Regions from separate parts of the Homo sapiens genome. Here region 2 is linked to region 1. A link is an interaction called in ENCODE POLR2A ChIA-PET data of the cell type or tissue named here. Cell type or tissue: OCI-LY7. All regions are shown on one strand. Links, peaks and the distances in the headings refer to the core of each region. The heading gives the core; the rest is flanking DNA.

Evidence for each region. Peaks named below come from ENCODE experiments on the same cell type or tissue, not always from the same donor. Only the 100,000 strongest peaks of a DNase experiment are listed, where the experiment ranks them.
Region 2: POLR2A ChIA-PET joins it to region 1 with 5 read pairs; 5 of 35 experiments call an interaction of 5 or more read pairs at or near these places.

What each region holds. Positions count from the first base shown.
Region 1 is chr12:120,659,560-120,669,293 of GRCh38, forward strand. CABP1 (calcium binding protein 1) reads left to right here. Exons shown (of 6, transcript NM_001033677.2): 2 at 319-349; 3 at 637-780; 4 at 1,172-1,281; 5 at 1,512-1,659; 6 at 7,316-7,765. The coding sequence ends at 7,341. Among named protein-coding and RNA genes, the nearest start is that of MLEC, 23 kb to the right of the region's middle. RefSeq lists enhancers at 7,150-7,671, 7,672-8,192. In OCI-LY7, for the core only: no CTCF peak of the experiment used is centred there; a DNase peak (open chromatin) is centred at 6,722; H3K4me3 peaks cover 973 bases; H3K27ac peaks cover 3,768 bases.
Region 2 is chr12:120,594,625-120,604,953 of GRCh38, forward strand. No RefSeq gene overlaps it. Among named protein-coding and RNA genes, the nearest start is that of POP5, 18 kb to the left of the region's middle. RefSeq lists an enhancer at 2,431-2,931. In OCI-LY7, for the core only: no CTCF peak of the experiment used is centred there; no DNase peak of the experiment used is centred there.

The DNA.
Region 1 (9,734 bases), core at 4,735-9,734:
TAGCTCACTACAGCCTCAAACTCCTGCTGACCCATTCTTGTATCTGGAACAAGGGGCTGGAGGCACAGAGGTTCTGTGCCCAGGCTGGTGGGGCTGGTGGCTTCTTGGGCATCTCCTGTTAGGGGCCCAGGAGCTTCTATGTCTAAGGGAGATGTGGGGCTTTCTTCTCCCCTCAAGGACCTGATCCAGGCACACCTGTGCTGCATCCTCGTCACCTCCTACCCAGTGCCTGCTGCCACGTGGATGGCCCCCAGGTTAGGTATTTTGTGACTTCCAGGTCCCTTGTCGCGGCTAATAGGACATGTTCTTTTGTTTCAGGATAGATCACTGCGACCAGAGGAAATTGAAGGTAAAACTTGGCCCCTTGGGGGAAAGGACTGCCTAGCCCTCTAGGAAGGTGTGGGAAGGGAGGTTGATGGGAAGAGAGGCCCCTGGAAATGGGGCCTGGTGCAACGCGGGGTATCTTCTGTGAAACCAGCTGCTGAAGGTGTGCACAGGAGGCAAGAGAAATGCCCCAGCATCCTGGGAAGCTCCTGGGCCTCTCTTTCCATGCCGGTGGGCCTTTGGGCTGCCTTTGCCCACAGAGGCTCTGCGGGTCCTACCCCTGACCACATCCACCTTTGCTCACTTCCCCAGAGCTCCGAGAGGCCTTCAGAGAATTCGACAAGGACAAGGATGGCTACATCAACTGCCGGGATCTGGGCAACTGCATGCGCACCATGGGCTACATGCCCACCGAGATGGAGCTCATCGAACTGTCCCAGCAGATCAACATGAACCGTGAGTCCCTCTACCAGGCATCTGCGTCCCTTCGGTCCTCACCCTTGCCGTCCTCTGCAGTCAGACAGGACTGGCTTCAAATTCTGCATCCACCTCTTACCAGCTCTGTGATCTGGGGCCAACCACTTACCCTCTCTGAGCCTCAGTTTCCTCACCTGTAAAATGAGGGCCGAATTGGAGGAGTGGAGCCCAGAAAGTAGATTAGGGAATATCTGTAAAACAGCCCAATAACTGGCTCACAGGAAGAACTGAACAGAGGGCTCTTGTTATTATTAAGTTTGTCTCTATCTGATGAGCAGGTCAAGGAGGGGTTGTCCATTCTGTCAGTTGTCTAGTTGGAGACAGGGAATGGGTATGTCGGGGATGACCTAGCCCTTTCCTCCTTTTCCAGTGGGTGGCCATGTAGATTTTGATGACTTCGTGGAGCTAATGGGGCCTAAACTCCTGGCAGAGACAGCAGATATGATTGGTGTAAAGGAACTGCGAGATGCTTTCCGAGAGGTAACGGACAGAGGCAGGCAGGCATGGGGCGGCTATTGGAATCCTATCTGCAGTATAAATACTTCAAAAGAAGCCTGAGCCTCAAGTCCCAGATCAGGGGAGGGAGCTTGGACAGAGAAAGGTCTCTGGTAAAGGGGGGCAATGACACTGGAGAAGGAGCTCAACTTTGGGATCTGCTGCTGCCAATCGCCATGCTGGGGCGACCTCTCCTTCCTTCCTGCCTTCTCTAGTTTGACACCAATGGTGATGGGGAAATAAGCACCAGTGAGCTGCGAGAGGCTATGAGGAAGCTCCTGGGTCATCAGGTGGGACACCGAGACATAGAGGAAATTATCCGAGATGTGGACCTCAATGGGGATGGACGAGTGGACTTTGAAGGTAGGTGGGGCTTGAAAGTGGGAGAGAAGCAAGCCAGCAGTGGCCATCCATGGAGCCCTCCAATTGTGTATCCATCATGCAACCATCAATCCGCCCTAATTTTCCAACCCCCAGCCCTTTCATCCTCTTATCCCTCCGTCCATGCCCCCGTCTAATCCATCTCCCATCCCTTCCCCATGCATCTATTCATGCATCTGTCCATCCATCTATCCATCCTCTACCTTTCCATTCATCTGTCCATTTATCCATCCATTCATCTACCTATCTATCCATCTGTCCACCATCCATCCATCCATCCATTTATCTACCCATCTATCCATCCATCCATCCTCTACCTATCCATCCATCTGTCCATTTATCCATTCATCCATTCATCTACCTATCTATCTATCTGTCCATCATCCATCCATCCATTTATCCATCCATCCATCCGTCCATCCATTCGTCTACATATCTATCCATCCATCCATCCATCCATCCACCTATCCATCCATCTGTCCATCCATTCATCTACCTATTCATCTATCTGTCCATCTTTCCATATCTATCTCTCCATTTTTCATCTGTTTATCTCCTTATCTGTCCAGATGCCTATTTATCCATTCCTCCATCTCTAAGCAATCATTCCTATAGCAATTTATCCATGCATTTATCTGTCCATTCGTGCATCTATTCATTCTTCTCTACATTCACCCATGAATCTATCTATGTATTCATCTACTCATATAGATCTCTCTATGTGTTCACACTTCTATACTTCCATTCACACATTCATGTCTCTTCGTCTGCATATACTTCTACCCATACTTGCATTGATCTATCCATCTATCTGTTCAGTCATTTCCTCATCTATATCCATCTACTCATCCATTCACCCATCCCTGTGTCCATCTGCACCCATCCTTCTCTATCCATTTATCTGTCTACCCACGCATGCATCCATCCACGGTAGGTGTTTTCTGAACATTACATTCCTCAACTGGACACTCAGGCTCCCTAAGATCTGACCACAGCTCACCTCCCCAGCCACAACTCAACAGTCCTTCATTCACACTCCACCAAAATACTTGTGATCAGTGAAGCTGCTAGGGTCCCTCTTGAATACACTGATCTTTTTGCCAGGAGGGCTTTTTTGTTGTTGTTTGTTTGTTTGTTTGTTTGAGACAGAGTCTCACTCTGTTGCCCAGGCTGGAGTGTGGTGGCAGGATCTTGGCTCACTGCAAACTGCGCCTCCCAGATTCAAGTGATTCTCCTGCCTCAGCTTCCCAAGTAGCTGGGATTACAGGCGCCCACCACCATGCCCGGCTAATTTTTGTATTTTCAGTTGAGACGGGGTTTCACCATGTTGACCAGGCTAGTCTTGAACTCCTGACCTCAAGTGATCCACCCGCCTCGGCCTCCCAAAGTGCTGGGATTACAGGCGTGAGCCACTGTGCCTGGCCACCAGGAGGGCTTTTATCCTGTTCTTTTTTTTTTTTTTTTTGAGACAAAGTCTCGCTCTTGTACTCCAGGCTGGAGTGCAATGGCACGATCTCAGCTCACTGCAACCTCTGCCTCCTGGATTCAAGCGATTCTCCTGCCTCAGCCTCCCGAATAGCTGGGATTACAGGCGCCTACCACCACGTCCAGCTAGTTTTTGTATTTTCAGTAGAGATGGGGTTTCACTATGTTGGCCAGGCTGGTCTGGAACTCCTGAACTCAGGTGATCCACCCGCCTTGGCCTCCCAAAGTGCTGGGATTATAGGTGTGAGCCACTGCATCTGGCCTATCCTGTTTTTTACTTGGGCTAAGTTCTGTTAGCCCAAGGGACATTCTTCATGACTCGACAGTGGGACTCCTTCTTCTAGCACCCTTCCCTGGTTCCTCAAACTGAACTTCCTCTTTTCTGGGTTTTCACAGCACGTCAGGCTCACCTGTTCTTCACACTGTCCCCTAACTGCTGGTTAGAGTTGTCTTCCCAGTTGACTCTGAACTTTGAAAGAAGAACCCTATTTTCTTAATCACTGCATTTCTTGCATAACACAGCTAGTGCTCAGTGAAAGGTTATTTATTTATTTATTTATTTATTTATTTTAAGACAGGGTCTTGCTCTGTCGCCCAGGCTGGAGTGCAGTGGCGTAATCTCGGCTCACTGCAACCTCCGCCTCCCGGGTTCAAGTGATTCTTGTGGCTCAGCCTCCCGAGTAGCTGGGACTATAGGGGTGCACCACCATGCCTGGCTAATTTTTTGTATTTTTAGTAGAGACAGGGTTTCACCATGTTGGCCAGGCTGGTCTCGAACTCCTGGCCTCAAGTGATCCACCCGCCTTAGCCTCCCAAAGTGCTGGGATTACAGTCGTGAGCCACCGCGCCCAGCCTCAAAGACTTTCTTTTTAAAGAATCAATAGTAATCATAATAGTTATAATTTACTGTACACTTATGTGCAGTCATTGTACTAAGTAGCTTTACACATATTCTTACATTTAATTCTCAGAATGACTCTATGGATTGCATTATTATAACCTCATGTTACAGATGAGGAAACTGAGGCTCAGAGAAGTAATATAACTAGCTCAAGATTGCCTGCCTACTAAGAGGCAGAGCTGGGGCACAGCCCCAGGCCTGAAATCACAGCAGAATGCAGTCTTGTGCATGACGCCATGTGAGGCACTACGGGATACAGGGAAAGGGTAAAATGTTGACTCTGCACACCAGGAACTTGCATTCTGAGCAGAAAGACAAGATAAGCATGTGCCAGAGACCGTGAGTGTCCAGAACACAAAGGCTGGGAGGTTTTCTCTCAGGAGCAGTTGGCCTTCAAGGCCAGGGAGCGTGGATAGTTGGAGAGAAGGCTTTGTTATCACCAGATCTGGAAATCTCAGGTCTCCCTGTATCCAGGTAGCGCCCACCACAGATGACAGCCTTGCTCTTGAAAGCCTGGCATCCCCCATTCATCCTACGAGGATGCATTGTACATCTGCTGTGTGCTAAGATCTGGTCTCTGCCTCGAAGAGCTCAAAACCAGCAAGAAAACCAGAGAAAACAATAGCATAATCCATGTGTGCTGGGGGAAGCACAGGGGGCTGCTATAGAGGGGGCGCCTGTGCCAAGTTGCAGGGAGGGATTAGGGAAGACTTCCTGGAGGAGGTTATAAATAATTAGAGCCCCCCAAAATGGGAAGAGCCACCAGGTGAGAGGGAAGGGCAGGTATTTACCCAAATGAGTTGAAAACCTATGTCCACACAAATCTGTACATAGATGCTTATAGCAGCTTTATTCATAATTGTCCAAACTTGGAAACAACCAAGGTGTCCTTTCAGTAAGTGATGGATAAATAAACGGGGGCACATCCAGACAATGGGATATTGCTCAGTGCTAAAAAGAGATGAGCTAGGCCAGGCGCTGTGGCTCATGCCTGTAATCCCAGCACTATGGTAGGCCGAGGTGGGCAGATCACTTGATGTCAGGAGTTTGAGACCAGCCTGATCAACATGGTGAAACCCTGTCTCTATTAAAAATACAAAAAAAATTAGCTGGGTGTGGTGGCGCACACCTGTAATCCCAGCACTTGGGAGGCTGAGACACAGAATCGCTTGAACCCGGGAGGCGGAGGTTGTAGTGAGCTGAGATGGTACTGCTGCACTCCAGCCTGGGCAACAGAGCAAGACTCTGTCTCAAAAAGAAAAAAAAAAAAGAGAGAGAGAGAGATGAGCTATCTAGTCATGAAAAGACATGGTGAAGAGGGGACACACATGCATATTACTAAGTGAAAAGCCAATCTGAAAACACTGCATACCCTATGATTTCATCTATATGACATTCTGGAAAAGGCAAAACTATGGAGACAGTAAAAAGATCAGTGGGTGCAAGGGGTTGGGGGGAGGGAGGGATGAATAGGCAGAGAAGAGAAGATTTTTAGGGCAGTGAAACTATTCTGTATGAGGCCAGGTACAGTGGCACATGCCTGTAATCCTAGTATTTTGGGAGGCTGAGGCAGGAGGATCACTTGAGGTCAGGAGTTCGAGACCAGCCTGGGCAACATGGTGAAACCCCGTCTCTACTAAAAATACAAAAAAAATTAGCCAGGCTTGGTGGCGCATGCCTGTAGTCCCAGCTACCTGGAGAGCTGAGGTGGGAGGATCGCTTGAGCCCGGGAGGTCAAGGCTGCAGTGAGCCGAGATTGTGCCACTGTACTCCAGCCTGGGTGACAAAGTGAGACCCTGTCTCAAAAATAAATAAATAAATAAAAATAAACGATTCTGTATGATACAACAGCAGAGGATGCATGTCATTATACATTTGTCTGAACCCATAGAATGTACATCGCCAACAATGAACCCTGATGTAAACTGTGGTCTCCAGGTGATAACGATGTGTCGGTGTCGGTTTCTCACTTACAACAAATGCACCACTCTGTGTGGGATGTGGTTGGTGTGGGAGGCTATGCGTATGCGGGGACAGGGGTTGCAGAAAAAAATCTCCGTACTTTCTAATCCGTTTTGCCATAAACCTAAAATTGCCCTTAAAAAAAGAGAGAGAGAGGCCCGGCGCGGTGGCTCACGCCTGTAATCCCAGCACTTTGGGAAGCCGAGGTGGGCGGATCACGAGGTCAGGAGATCGAGACCATCCTGGCTAACATGGTGAAACCCCATCTCTATAAAAATACAAAAAATTAGCTGGACGTCGTGGCGGGCTCCTGGTCCCAGCTACTTGGGAGGCTGAGGCAGGAGAATGGCGTGAACCCGGGAGGCAGAGCTTGCAGTGAGCCAAGATCACGCCACTGCACTCCAGCCTAGGTGACAGAGCGAGACTCTGTCTCAAAAAAAAAAAAAAGAAAAGAGAGAGAGAGAAGGGGCTGGGCACGGTGGCCACACCTGTAATCCCAGCACTTTGGGAGGCCAAGGCAGGAGGATTGCTAGAGCCCAGGAGTTTGACCTTACAGTGAGCTATAATCATGCCACTGCACTTCAGCGTGGGCGACAGAGGGAGACTCTGTCTCTACATTAAAAAAAAAAAAAAAAAAGGAAGAAGAAGAAGGGAGGGGGTACAGGTTGCTTTCAGAAAAGCTGAGAGGAGACCAGCCTGGCCAACATGGTGAAACCCCATCTCTACTAAAAGTACAAAAATTAGCCAAGCGTGGTAGTGCACACCTGTAATCCCAGCTACTAGGGAGGCTGAGGCAGGAGAATCGCTTGAACCCAGGAGGTGGAGGCTTCAGTGAGCTGAGATCGCATCACCGCACTCCAGCCTGGGTGACAGAGCAAGACTCCATCTCAAAAAAAAAAAAAAAAAAAAAATGCTGAGAGGTGAGAGAGAGAGTGCGCCAGCTGCACTTGAGGGGCTGAAAAGATCTGTGTAGTTGGAGCACAGAGGTTGGGAGTTAGCCTGAGAGATATGGCTGGAGATGTCAGCTGGCGCCAGATCAGGGAGGGCCATGAGGCTGTGTCAGGATATTGGAGATTTTTCCAGTGGAGAGCTGTGGGAGGTTTACGCAGCGGTCAGATCCGCAGATTAGAACACTCTCGCTGGCTGCTGTGTCCATGGATTGGAGAGGGCGGAATGGATGGGGGACCAGCACAGAGTTGGGGCAGTGGCAACAGGGTGGGGTCTGAAGGCAGCAACCTGGGGAGGCCTCTGGCTGCTGCTTGCTCCCCAGCTGCTCCTCTACCCTTCTAGAGTTTGTCCGGATGATGTCCCGCTGAGGCCGCGAGGGCCCCTCCAGGACTGCCAAGCTCCCAAAGGCGGGGCTAAGAGGAGCTAGAGCTTGCCTCACCCGCTGTAGCCGCCGAGAGCCCAGGATGTACTGGCGGATGGGGCCTGCCTGCACCCCGGGGAGGCGCCCACCCCGGACCCCCACCCCTCCGCACTGTGAAAGACTAACTCCTGCAACTGGAAAGCGGGGGCGCCCGCCGACGAGGAGGCCACCGTGCCAAGCCGGCAGAGGTCATGCCAGGCGCCAAGGGCCATGTGCCCAGCTGCTGCTGGCTGGGTGGGCCAGGGAGCCCGCCAGCAGACCCCACACAGCATGTCCGCCCCAGGGCAAAGCCTCCCACCTTCGCTCTGCGCCCGTCCCAGCTCGCCTCAGCCCTGTTATCTCAGAACCAATAAAAATATTTCCAAGAGCAAGACAGCCGTGATGGTCTTTCCTCCTTGGGCCTGGTTAGATGACCCTCACATTTCCTGAGTACCAACTGCATGCCCAGAACCTGCTGATCATTTTTGCATTCAGCATTTTTTGTTTGTTTATTTATTTATTTCGAGAAGAAGTCAAATGAGGGTTCTTTTGACCTTCCTGTGTTTTCTGTTTTGAGACAGGGTCTAGCTCCGTCACCCAGGCTGGAGTGCAGTGGCGTGATCTCAGCTCACTGTAACCTCTGCTTCCCAGGTTCAAGCGATTCTCCTGCCTCAGCCTCCCGAGTAGCTGGGATTACAGGCGCCCGCCACCACGCCTGGCTAATTTTTGTATTTTTAGTAGAGATGGGGTTTCACATGTTGGGCAGGCTGGTCTCAAACTCCTGATCTCAAGGGATCTGCCTGCCTTGGCCTCCCAAAGGGCTGGGATTCCAGGCGTGAGTCTCCATGCCTGGCCAACATGCATTTATTGAGTACCTATTATGTACTCAGTGACTTCCATTCTCATCCGTGGGCCAGAACCTGGGACTGCTAAGGGAGACTGAAGAATGTAGTTAGTTATTTAGCTGGGTACTCAGCTTCCCCAAACAAAATCAGGTTCTATAAGAAGAGAAGCATCCAGCAGAGTCTGTATCACTTCTGACTTTCTGGAACTTTTATACTGGTTGGAGAGACAGGCATGAGAGAAACACATCATATAGGATTACAAATTGTGATACTGCTATTGAGGAAAAATATAGGGACCTTCGGCAGGATATACTAAGGAGGCCTGGCCTCCTGTAGGGAGGTCAGAAAAGGCTTGCCCAGTGAAGTGATGTCAAGGGTTTTGCTCTGGAGGAAGTCCCAGTGTGTGCGGACAGACAGATATAGACACAGCTGCCACTGGCTGCGCGCCGTGGCTCATGCCTGTAATCCCAGCACTCTGGGGAGGCTGAGGCGGGAGGATCACCTGAGTTCAGGAGTTCAAGACTAACCTGACCAACGTGGCCTGTCTCTACAAAAATAGAAAAATTAGCCGGGCGTGGTGGCATGCACCTAGAGTCCCAGCTTCAGGAGAATCGCTTGAACCCAGGAGGTGGAGGCTGCAGTGGGCCGAGATCATGCCACTGGGTGACGGAGCGAGACTCCGTCTAAAAAAAGAAAGAAATAGCTGCCATCCTCTCTGCTGAGTGGGAGGAAGATGTGTAGCCAATAGGCCCAGGGTTTGCTTGCTGTGTGACTTAGGGCCAGTCGCGTCCCCTTTCTGAAGCTCAGTTTCTTCCTGTGTAATGTGGGGATGATAAAGGATGGGGTCAGTGCATAGCAAGTGCCCTCAGGGCATTGCACCACACGGCACACCCCAGGGACTGCTATTCAGACTGCAGTGGAATCATGCAATTGAAAAGACCCATTGTAATTCGTTTCTATAAGTGAAGTCTTAAAGCAGCCCAAAGGAGAAATCTGTGGGTAGAAGTTGTCGAGTCTTAGACAGGCTTGGAGCGTACTTGGGCAGGTGTGTGGGGTGGCCGGTGTACCTCAAGCCATTGGTTCCCAAATCTTAGCATACAGCAGAATTGCCTGGAGCATTTGTGAAGCCCAGATCTGGGCCACCCCCGCAGTGATTCTGATCCCATGTCTGGGGCGCAGTCCATGAATTTGCATCTCTTACAAGTTCCCAGAGGATGCTGATGCTGCCAGTCCATGGACAACAACCTGAATAGCACTGCTGTAAACCCCAGACACAAGGGAGGCTGGTGTGCCTCCAGGCAGCCAGGGGAGGCTGCGGGGTTGATGGCTGGGGGTGGGAGGTGGGCAGAGCATCCGCTGCCCGCTGTGCTGCCGCAGAGGGAGGATCCTTATTCTCAGACCTGGCAGGGAATGTGCAGGATCGTGGGCCCCAGCCAGAGGCCCGGGTAATCCTCACGTTCCCGAGGTCAGTGGGGCTGGGAGCTCCAAATTCACTCTAATAATCCAATTCTGAGAC
Region 2 (10,329 bases), core at 3,405-8,404, 66 kb before region 1:
TGATTTACATTTACTTAATGGCCAATGATGTTGAACATCTTTTTCATATGCTTTCTGGCCATTTGTTTATCTTCTTTGGAGAAATGTCTGTTCGCTTACTTGGCTCATTTTTTTTTTGTTGTTGTTGAGACAGAGTCTTGTCCTTGTTGTCCAGGCTGGAGTGCAGTGGCACGATCTCAGCTCATTGCATCCTCTGCCTCCCAGGTTCAAGCGATTCTCCTGCCTCAGTCTCCTGAGTAGCTTGGATTACAGGCACCCACCACTACGCCTGGCTAATTTTTGTATTTTTAGTAGAGACAGGGTTTCGCCATGTTGGCCAGGCTGGTCTCAAACGCCTGACCTCGTGATCTGCCCACCTCGGCCTCCCAAAGTGCTGGGGTTACAGGCGTGAGCCACCGCATCTGGCTCACTTGGCCCATTTTTTAGAAGGGTTGTTTGTCTTTTTGTTGTTGAGTTCTTTATATATTCTGGATACTAAATTCTTATCAGATATACGATGTGCAAATATTGCCTCCCATTCTGCAGGTTGCCTGTTTACTTTCTTGATAATGTTCTTTGATGCAGAAAAGTTTTTACTTTTCATGAAATCCAGTTTGTCTCTTTTTTCTTTTGTTTCTTGTGATTTCAGTGTCAAATTGAAGAATCTGTTGCTAAATCCTAGATCATGAAGATTTATCCCTGTGGTTTATTTTATTTTATTTATTTTATTTTTTCTGAGATGGAGTTCACTCTTATTGCCCAAGCTGAAGTGCAATAACACGATCTCGGCTCACGGCAACCTCCACTTCCCAGGTTCAAGTGATTCTCCTGCCTCAGCCTCCCGAGTAGCTGGGACTACAGGCGTGAGCCACCACACCTGGCCTTATGGTTTCTTTTAATTGTTCTATGGTATTAGCTCCTACCTTTATGTCATTGATCTATTTTTTGTTGTTGTGTGTTTGTTTTTGAGACAGGGTCTCACTCTGTCGCCCAGGCTGGAGTGCAGTGGTACAATCTTGACTCACTGCAGTCTCCACCTCCCGGTACAAGTGACTCTTGTGCCTCAGTCCCCCAAGTAGCTGGGACCACAGGTGTGTGCCACCATGCCTGGGCAGTTTTTGTACTTTTACTAGAGACGGGGTTTCACCATGTTGGCCAGGCTGGTCTCAAATTCCTAACCTCAGGTGATCTGCCCGTCTTGGCCTCCCAAAGTGCTGGGATTACAGGCGTGAACCACTGTGCCCAGCCTCAATCTCTACCTCTTGATGGGAGGTCAGCATGCCCTTATAGGGTGGCGGGGGAATGGTTGGGGGCCGTCTTTGGAGAGAGTCTACTACAGGAAGTTTTAGTAATCAGTTGGCTGTAAGAGGTTGGAGAGAAGAAGAACAGAAAAAGGCAGGCAGGGTATCATCCACATTTCTGGGTTGAGCCATTGGGCAGTTAGAGAAGCCTGGGGAGAAGCAAGAATGAGGTGAAGGAAATCAGTCACGGACATATTGAGTTTGAGCTCCTGTAGGCATCCAGGCCCCAGGAGCCCTGGGAATCAAATAAATGATAAACAAAACATGGAAGGGTACTTACAAGGGCTTATTTAACAAATATATTCAATAAATATTTATGGAACACTTTATGCTAATACTACCTAACATTTATGTGATGCTAGCCATGGGTCAGGTACTTTGCATTTAAAAAAAAATTGAGTTATGGCCGGGTGCAGTGGCTCACACCTGTAATCCCAGCATTTGGGGAGGCCGAGGCGGGCGGATCACGAGGTCAGGAGATCGAGACCATCTTGGCTAACACAGTGAAACCCCGTCTCTACTAAAAATACAAAAAATTAGCTGGGTGCGGTGGCGGGTGCCTGTAGTCCCAGCTACTCCGGAGGCTGAGGCAGAAGAATGGTGTGAACCCGGGAGGCGGAGCTTGCAGTGAGCCGAGATAGTGCCACTGCAGTCTGGCCTGGGCGAAAGAGCAAGACTCTGTTCTCAAAAAAAAAAAAAAATTGAGTTGTAACATACATACAGTAAAATGCATAAATCTACCGTGGTGGTGGTGTTATTTTTGAGATGGAATCTCAAGAATGAGATTCCAACAGAGTTGCCCAGGCTGGAGGGCAGTGGCATGATCTCGGCTCACCGCAATCTCTGCCTCCCAGGCTCAAGCGATTCTCCTGCCTCAGCCTCCCGAGTAGCTGGGATTACAGGCACCTGCCACCACGCCTGGCTAATTTTTGTATTTTTAGTAGAGATGGGGTTTTGCCATGTTGCCCAGGCTGGTCTCGAACTCCTGTGCTCAAGTCATCCACCCGCCTCAGCCTCCCAAAGTGCTGGGATTATAGGCATGAGCCACCCTACAATGTACATTTCATTGAATTTTATATATCACCTTGCAGGTAAAGATATAGAACATTTCCAGCCCCAGAAAGCCCCCTCTCAGCCATGTTATATTTAATTTTCACATTGACCCTATGAGGTAGGTAGTGTGATTATTCCCATTTTTCAGATGATGAAACTGAGACTTAGGTGAAGCGACTTTCCCAAAACCACATGGGGATAGAGTCTGGACTCTAATTTAGGTCTATATGACTAGGAACGTGGATCCCTTTCCAGCCCACCAAGATTTCTCCCTAAGGCCAGACTCTTGACTCTCAGACCCTCTGAGACCAAGCTGGGGAACACCCCATTCCCTCACTGAGCTGGGACTGGACTCAGACCTCTGGGGGGCACCCTGAGGGCAGGAGCTAGGTGGTCCAGCCTCCACTGGAGAATGGGAGCCCCTCATTTGTGGCTCTGTGGGAGGTACAGGGCCAGGGAGGATGTGGATTTAGGGTGAAGAGGGAAGAATGAGACGGGCCCTTCCATGTCCCCATCAGTCAGGGAGGGGGCCACCTGTGGGTGGTGCTGGCCGAGGCTACACGGCAGGTTGCAGCTGCACTCATTTCCCAGCAATGGGCCCCGGGGAAGATCAGCTTTGACCACGCCTCATCGACTTGATAGGGGAGAGGAGGGGAGCCACACCTGTCAGAACGACTTCAGGCCCTGCTTCCCAAGCATCCCTCAGACCTGCCGGGAGGCTCCTGGGAACGTCTCCTGGGCCTCCTTCAGGAGGACAGAGGAGGCTCCCCCCCAACCCCACGTGTCTGCCCCGCGCAACGCTCTGACCTCTTCTATCCTCTCCTCAAGTTAAAACTGACCTCCTCGCTCTTCTCCCAACCTGTGAAGCCCCTACTTGCCTCAGGGCCTTTGCACTCAATGTTCCCTCCATCTGGAACCTTCTGCTTCCTGGATTTTGCATGGCAGCCTCAGCCTTCTCATGCGTCCTGGCTCAAATGTCACCTCTTTAGAGGGCTATTCCCTGGACAAGTTGCCCTATTTAGTGCTCTCCTCACCAGCCAGCACAGTGGTGCCAGATGGCCTGGATTTGAATCACAGCTCCACCTGCTCCAATGCTGTGTGGCACTGGGCAGGTTACTTAACTTCTCTGTTAAGCCACAATTTCCTCAGCTGTAAGGTGGGAGTGGTGATTACAGCCTCATCGTGTGGTAGCAAGGATCAAATTATTTAACATCTGTTGGCAATGCCTGACCCATAGCAGATGCTTTACACGTATTAGCTTTTATTCATGTAAATGCTTATCCCATGCTGAAATGATTCTGGGTATTGATTTGTTTACTTCGTTTTTCCATCTCCCCCAATTAAAATGAGCCCCATGAGGCTGAGTGGGGTGGCTCACGCTTGTAATCCCAGTACTTTGGGAGGCCAAGGTGGTTGGATCACTTGAGGTCAGAAGTTTGAGACCAGCCTGGTCAACACGGTGAAACGCTGTCTCTACTAAAAATACAAAAAATTATCCGGGCATGGTGGCAGACACCTGAATCCAGCTACTCAGGAGGCTGATGCAGGAGAATCACTTGAACCCAGGAGGTGGAGGCTGCAGTGAGCCGAGATCGCACCATTGCATTCCAGCCTGGGCGACAGCGAGATCCCATCTCAAAAAAAAAAAAAAAAAGAAAAAGAAAGAAAAAAGAATGAGCCTCGTGAAGATGGTGGTTTTTTCTGTTTTGTTCACCGCTGTATCCCCAGTACTCCAACACTGCCTGGCACACAGTGATAAATGCTGGTTGAATAATCAAATGAGTAAACCAGGTTACTAAATGTTGATTAACTAATTGAATAAATGAATAAACCGGGTGACTGGATTCTTCTACTTGTAGCTCCCCAAACGTGCCATGCTCACTCTCATTTCCCGACCTTTGCTTTTGCTGTTCCCTCTGCCTGGAACTATTCACCAGGAGAAGGGAGGGAAGTGACAAAGGGGAGATCACCTGGCAGTGGCCCAGGTTCCTCTCTTGTCCTCGTTTCACTGCTGCCTGCACCGGATACTCACCAGAGAACCAGGGAGCAAGAATCTAGACTCTCCAGGACTCGAGTCACCTGTTACCACCACTTGTTCTGCAACTGGGGAAACTGAGGCCCAGAGAGAGGAAAGAACTCAGCCAAGTTTCCATGCTCAAGGGCAGTGCTCGTCCCTCTCCACTGTACATGTCTCACCCGGAGACTGTTTCCCACGTGCATGCTGTATCTGCTCCCAGCATGGGGCCCAGAGAGAGGCGGTGGGTGAGGGGCTGCGCCCTGCCTGTGGGCCACTGCCCTCCTCCCTGCCCACTGAGGAGCGAGCAGGGTGGCCCGGGCTAGTGAATTCACATGCTCCTGACTTAGACTCACATGAGTCACCATCCTGACACTTTCACTTATTAGCCATGTGACCTTGGGCTCTCTGAGCCTTGGTTCACTACCCTGCAGAAAGAGGAGACAAAACCTAACCCTCTTCCTCCAGCATTGCTGGAAAGATTTGTTTTGTTTTGTTTTGTTTTGTTTCTTGAGACAGTCTCTGTCACCCAGGCTGGAGTCACAGTGAATCTCAGCTCACTGCAACCTCCGTCTCCCGGGTACAAGCAATTCTTATGTCTCAGCCTCCCAAGTAGCTGGGACTACCGGCACCTGAGACCACACCTGGCTGATTTTTGTATTTTTAGTAGAGATGGGGTTTTGCCATGTTGGCCAGGCTGGTCTCCAACTCCTGATCTCAGGTGATCCACTCACCTCGGCCTCCCAAAGTGCCGGGATTACAGGTATGAGCCACCGGCAATCCCAGGAAATGAGCCCCTGGAAATATTTCTATTATAATAAAAGTTCACATGTATCGAGCACTTATCCTCAACTACCCTGCGGGGCAGGTATGAATTTTATCCCCATTTTCCAGATAAGGAAACTGAGGCTCAGAATGGGGAAATAACTCTTCGGAGGTCACACAGCTAGCAGGAAGTAGAGCAGGAATTCCAATCCAGGCAGGCCGACTTCAGAGCTCACATGCTTAGCCATATGAATGCATCAGGCATACAATAGTAGGCGCTCAATGGATATTAGCTACTGGTGGCCCTCTGACCAAGGCCCTAGGAAGAACTTGCTTTCATGTTGGCACCGTTTTCCAGGACAAACTCCATCTTTTGTTTATTTTCTTCCCCTCTAATCCCTGCTTGGAAACACAAGGCCTCTTAGCAGTCCCTCTCTGAGGGATTTTCGGATTATTCCCACCTTGATTAGTTCCAGTTTCTCCTGCAGAAGCAGGAGTTATTTTGGGGCCTTGATGGCTCCCTCTGGCTGCCTGTGACCTCCACCCCGTTGCAGACACCTCTCCCTTCACCTGCACGGCTCATTAGCCGCATTCTGCTGCTCGGCTGCTGCTTTCCGTGCCCGCAGTTCCCCGCCCTACCTCGAGGGCCAGCACCTGCTCCCCTCCTCCCGGACCCCACAGCCACTCCTGCCACCCCACTATTTTGCAGGGATAGAGGCTGTTAACTGTTTCTTTTTTTAATTACCATTTTAATTTTTTATTTTTTGAGACGGAGTCTCGCTCTGTTGCTCAGGCTGGAGTGCAGTGGCGCGATCTCTGCTCACTGCAACTGCCACCCCCCAGGTTCAAGCGATTCTCCTGCCTCAGCCTCCCGAGTAGCTGGGACTATAGGCATGTGCCACCATGCACCGCTAATGTTAATTTTGTCACCTGTGTCCTAATCCTCAGACCCCAACTTTGCCTCAGAGCAATGACCCTCCCTCCAGTTCCAGGATTTTCCCAGACTTGAGCAAAAGCTCACACACCATTTGGATGCAAATGGGTTTGGCTGGTGTTCCCACTCCCTGTTCCTGTGGGAACCCAGTCCTCAATGTCATTCAGCCTGGGGCGGGAGCAGTAAAAACTCCCAAGGATGCATTTTATGTGATGTATATTTTACCACAATTAAAATAAAATTCCCAAGGGGTCACAGGACGCCTCCCCGCCTCTGCCACCATGTTATGTCGCCGTGCGTGGGGCCCACGTCACAGGCGTGGGGCGTGGGTTCTGTGGTAGCTGTCTGTTCTCTCTCTGCTCCTGGCTCTTCTTTCCAGCTCTGCGTTCTGCCTCTGCCAGGGCCGCCTGCAGGCCTTGCTTGCTTTTCAAAAATAACTCTTGAGTCTCTCACTGAGCTTGGGGGCTGCTTCCTGGGTGTCCCGGGCTGTGTGTTAATCCTTCCAATGCAAAACTTCCTGAAGCTTAAGACTCTGGGCTGGGCGAGGGAACTGGTCACCAGTGTCGGGCTGAAGTAGCTCAGATACTGACCTGCTGTTCCAGCACCTATGGTAAGGGCAGGTGGGTCCTTCCCAGTGACAGCAAGTCATTCATTCACTCATTAATTCAGATATTTATCAAGCATCCACTAGTGCCTATTGGCTGCTGAGCACACCCCCAGGTGGCCCCTGTTGGTTTCCCATTTGCTCCTCTTTGAATTTCCATTTCCTTCTCTAAAGTAGGGGTTCTCCTTTTTTTTTTTTTGTTAGCTCACTGCAGCCTCTACCTCCTGGGCTCCATCGATCCTCTTACTTCAGCCTCCAGAGTAGATGAGACTACAGGCAGTTGCCACCACGCCCAACTAATTTTGTTTATGTTTTGTAGAGATGAGGTCTCAAGGCCGGGCGCGGTGGCTCACGCCTGTAATCCCAGCACTTTGGGAGGCCGAGGCGGGCGGATCACTTGAGGTCGGGAGTTTGAGACCAGCCTGACCAACATGGAGAAACCCCGTTGCTACTAAAAAATACAAAATTAGCTGGGCGTGGTGGCGCATGCCTGTAATCCCAGCTACTTGGGAGGCTGAGGCAGGAGAATTGCTTGAACCCAGGAGGCGGAGGTTGCAGTGAGCTGAGATCGCGCCATTGCACTCCAGCCTGGGCAACAAGAACGAAACTCCGTCTCAAAAAAAAAAAAAAAAAAAAAAAGAGATGAGGTCTCGCTCTATTGCCCAGGCTGGTCTCAAACCCCTGGGCTCAAGGGATCCTCCTGCTTCAGCCTCTCAAAAGTGCTGGGATTACAGGCATGAGCCACCACGCCTGGCCAAATAGGGGCTCCTAAATTGGGGTGGCCATCAGTCCCAGTGGGAAACAGATGGCAAGCTCAAACTGGGTGACTTAAGGAAGGCTGACTAAAGGGATCATTTAGATGTGGACAGGGTGTACAGAAATCGCAGGAGACAGTGCAGTGCCGAGACTGGTTACAATGGGAGGGCTGTTACCTCCTTAGGCATGGCAGGAGCAGTTCCCACTAGCCAGAAAGTTATGTGGAGAGGGTCACTTTAAGAGAAGCTGTTGGCCAGATGAGGTGGCTCATGCCTGTAATCTGGGAGGCCGAGGTAGGTGGATCACTCGACATCAGGAGTTCGAGACCAGCCTGGCCAACATGGTGAAACCCTGTCTCTACTGAAAATACAAAATTAGCCAGGCGTGGTGGCACGTGCCTGTAGTCCCAGCTATTCAGGAGGCTGAGGCAGGAGAATCGCTTGAACCTAGGAGGTGGAGGTTGCAATGAGCCAAGGTTGCGCCACTGCCCTCCAGCCTGGGTGACAGAGCAAGACTCTGTCTAAAAAAAAAAAAAAAAAAGAAAGAAAAAAAAAAGAGAAGCTGTGACCTTCTGTTAACCAGCCTGAGGTGCCCTTCAGGAGGAAGCAGTTGCATAAATACCCTGAGTCACTCCACCTTCTCCCTTCAGTCTCCTCCCGGGGGCTCCTCCTTGCCCAAACCAGATTAGAAGCCAGGGGATATGGAAGGCTGTTGAGTCTGAACAGCTGAGTCTCCTTGGGCACACGGCAGGCTGGGGAAGTGCCCCAGATGGGCAAATGGAGGATATCGGACCTCTTCCCTGCTAGTAGTAATGGGGGTAGGAATAGTAAGTGATAGAATATATACTTAATAAATATTAGCTATTATACTGGTAGTGTTCATATTAGTTTATTGACTCCTGTGTAACAAATTACCCCAAAACTTAATGGCTTTAAACAATAATATTTATTACCCTACATGGTTTCTGTGGGCCAGGAATTGGGAACAGCTTAACTGAGCGGTTCTGGCTCATGAAGTTGTGGTCGTGGGTACAAAAAAAAAAAAAAAAAAGCTAGAAAGAAAGAATAACAGCCTGGGCAACATGGCAAAATCCCGTCTCTACCCCCGCAACCACGCACAAAAATTAGCCAGGTATGGTGGTGCATGTCTGTAGTCCCAGCTACTTGGGAGGTTGAGGTGGGAGGATGGCTTGAGCCTGGAGATCAAGGCTGCAGTGAGCTGAGATCGTGCCACTGCATTCCAGCCCGGGTGACAGAGTGAGACCCTGTCTCAAAAAAAAAAAAAAAAAAGTGAATGAATAAATGAATGAGCCCTAGTATTTGATGGCACAGCAGGGTGCGGCTATGGTCAATTATATGTATATATATAAAAAATTGTTGTTGCATTTTAGCTTTTTAATTTATTTTTTAAATTAAATTAAATTAAATTAAATTTTGTTTTTTTTTTGAGTTGGAGTCTTGCTATGTCACCCAGGCTGGAGTGCAGTGGTGCGATCTCACCTGCAACCTCCACCTCCCGGGTTCAAGTGATTCTCCTGCCTCAGCCTCCCAAGTAGCTGGCACTACAGGTGCCTACCACCAAGCCTGGCTAATTTTTTGTATTTTTAGTAGAGATGGGGTTTTACCATGTTGTCTAGGCTGGTCTCAAACTCCTGACCTCAGATGATTGGCCCGCCTCAGGCTCCCAAAGTGCTGAGATTACAGGCGTGAGCCACCGTGCCCGGCCTAATAATTTAATTGTACATTTTAAAATAACTCGAGAGTGTAATTGGATTGTTTGCAACACCAAGGATAAATGCTTGAAGGGATGGGTACCCCATTTTCCATGATGTGATTATTTCACATTGCAAGCCTGCATCCAGACATCTCACGTACCCCATAAGTATATGTACCTATGATGTATCCATAAAAATTAAAAAATTAAATAAAATACTTAGGTTAAAAAAAATGTCAGCCAGTCACCCAAAGGCTTGCCTGGGATTGAAGGACCTACTTGGCTCACCCACATGGCTGGCAGGCTGGTGCTGGCTTCTGGCAGGAGGATTTAGTTACTTGCCATCCAGACCCTTCCACAGGGCTGCTTGAATGTCCTCATGACATGGTGGTTGGCTTCCCCATGAAAGAGTGATCAGGCCAGGCGCGGTGGCTCGTGCCTGTCATCCCAACACTTTGGGAGGCTGAGGCGGGCGGATCACTTGAGGTCAGGAGTTTGAGAACAGCCTGGCCAACATGGTGAGACCCCGTCTCTACTAAAAATACAAAAATTAGCCAGGTGTGGTGGCGGGTGCCTGTAATCCCAGCTACTTGGGAGGTTGAGGCTGGAGAGCATCTCTTGAACCTGGGAGGAAGAGGTTGCAGAGAGTCAAGATCATGCCACTGCACTCCAGGCTGGGCGACAGAGCAAGACTCTGTCTTAAAAAAAAAACAAACAAAAAAAAGGCCAGGCATGGTGGCTCACACTTGTAATCCCAGCACTTTGGGAGGTCGAGGCGGGCAGATCACGAGGTCAACAGATTGAGACCATCCTGGCCAACATGATGAAACCCCGTCTCTACTAAAAATACAAAAATTAGCTGGGCGTGGTGGCACGTGCCTGTAATCCCAGCTACTCGGGAGGCTGAGGAAGGAGAATTACTTGAACCCGGAAGGCAGAGTGGCCCAATCTTGGCTCACTGCACTCCAGACTGGTGACAGAGTGAGACTCTGTCTCAAAAAGAAAAAAAAACAAAAACAAAAAGAAAAAAAAAAGAGTGGTCAATGTGTTTTATGGCCTCCCTCATCTCAAAAACCACAGGCTGTCATTTCCACTATCTCCTATTGGTGATAGTGGTCAGCCCTATTTAATGTGGAGGTGCTTGAATCCCGAGAAGCAGAACCACTGGAGGCCTTCGTGGAGGTTGGCTGCCATGGTTCTCAATAAATTA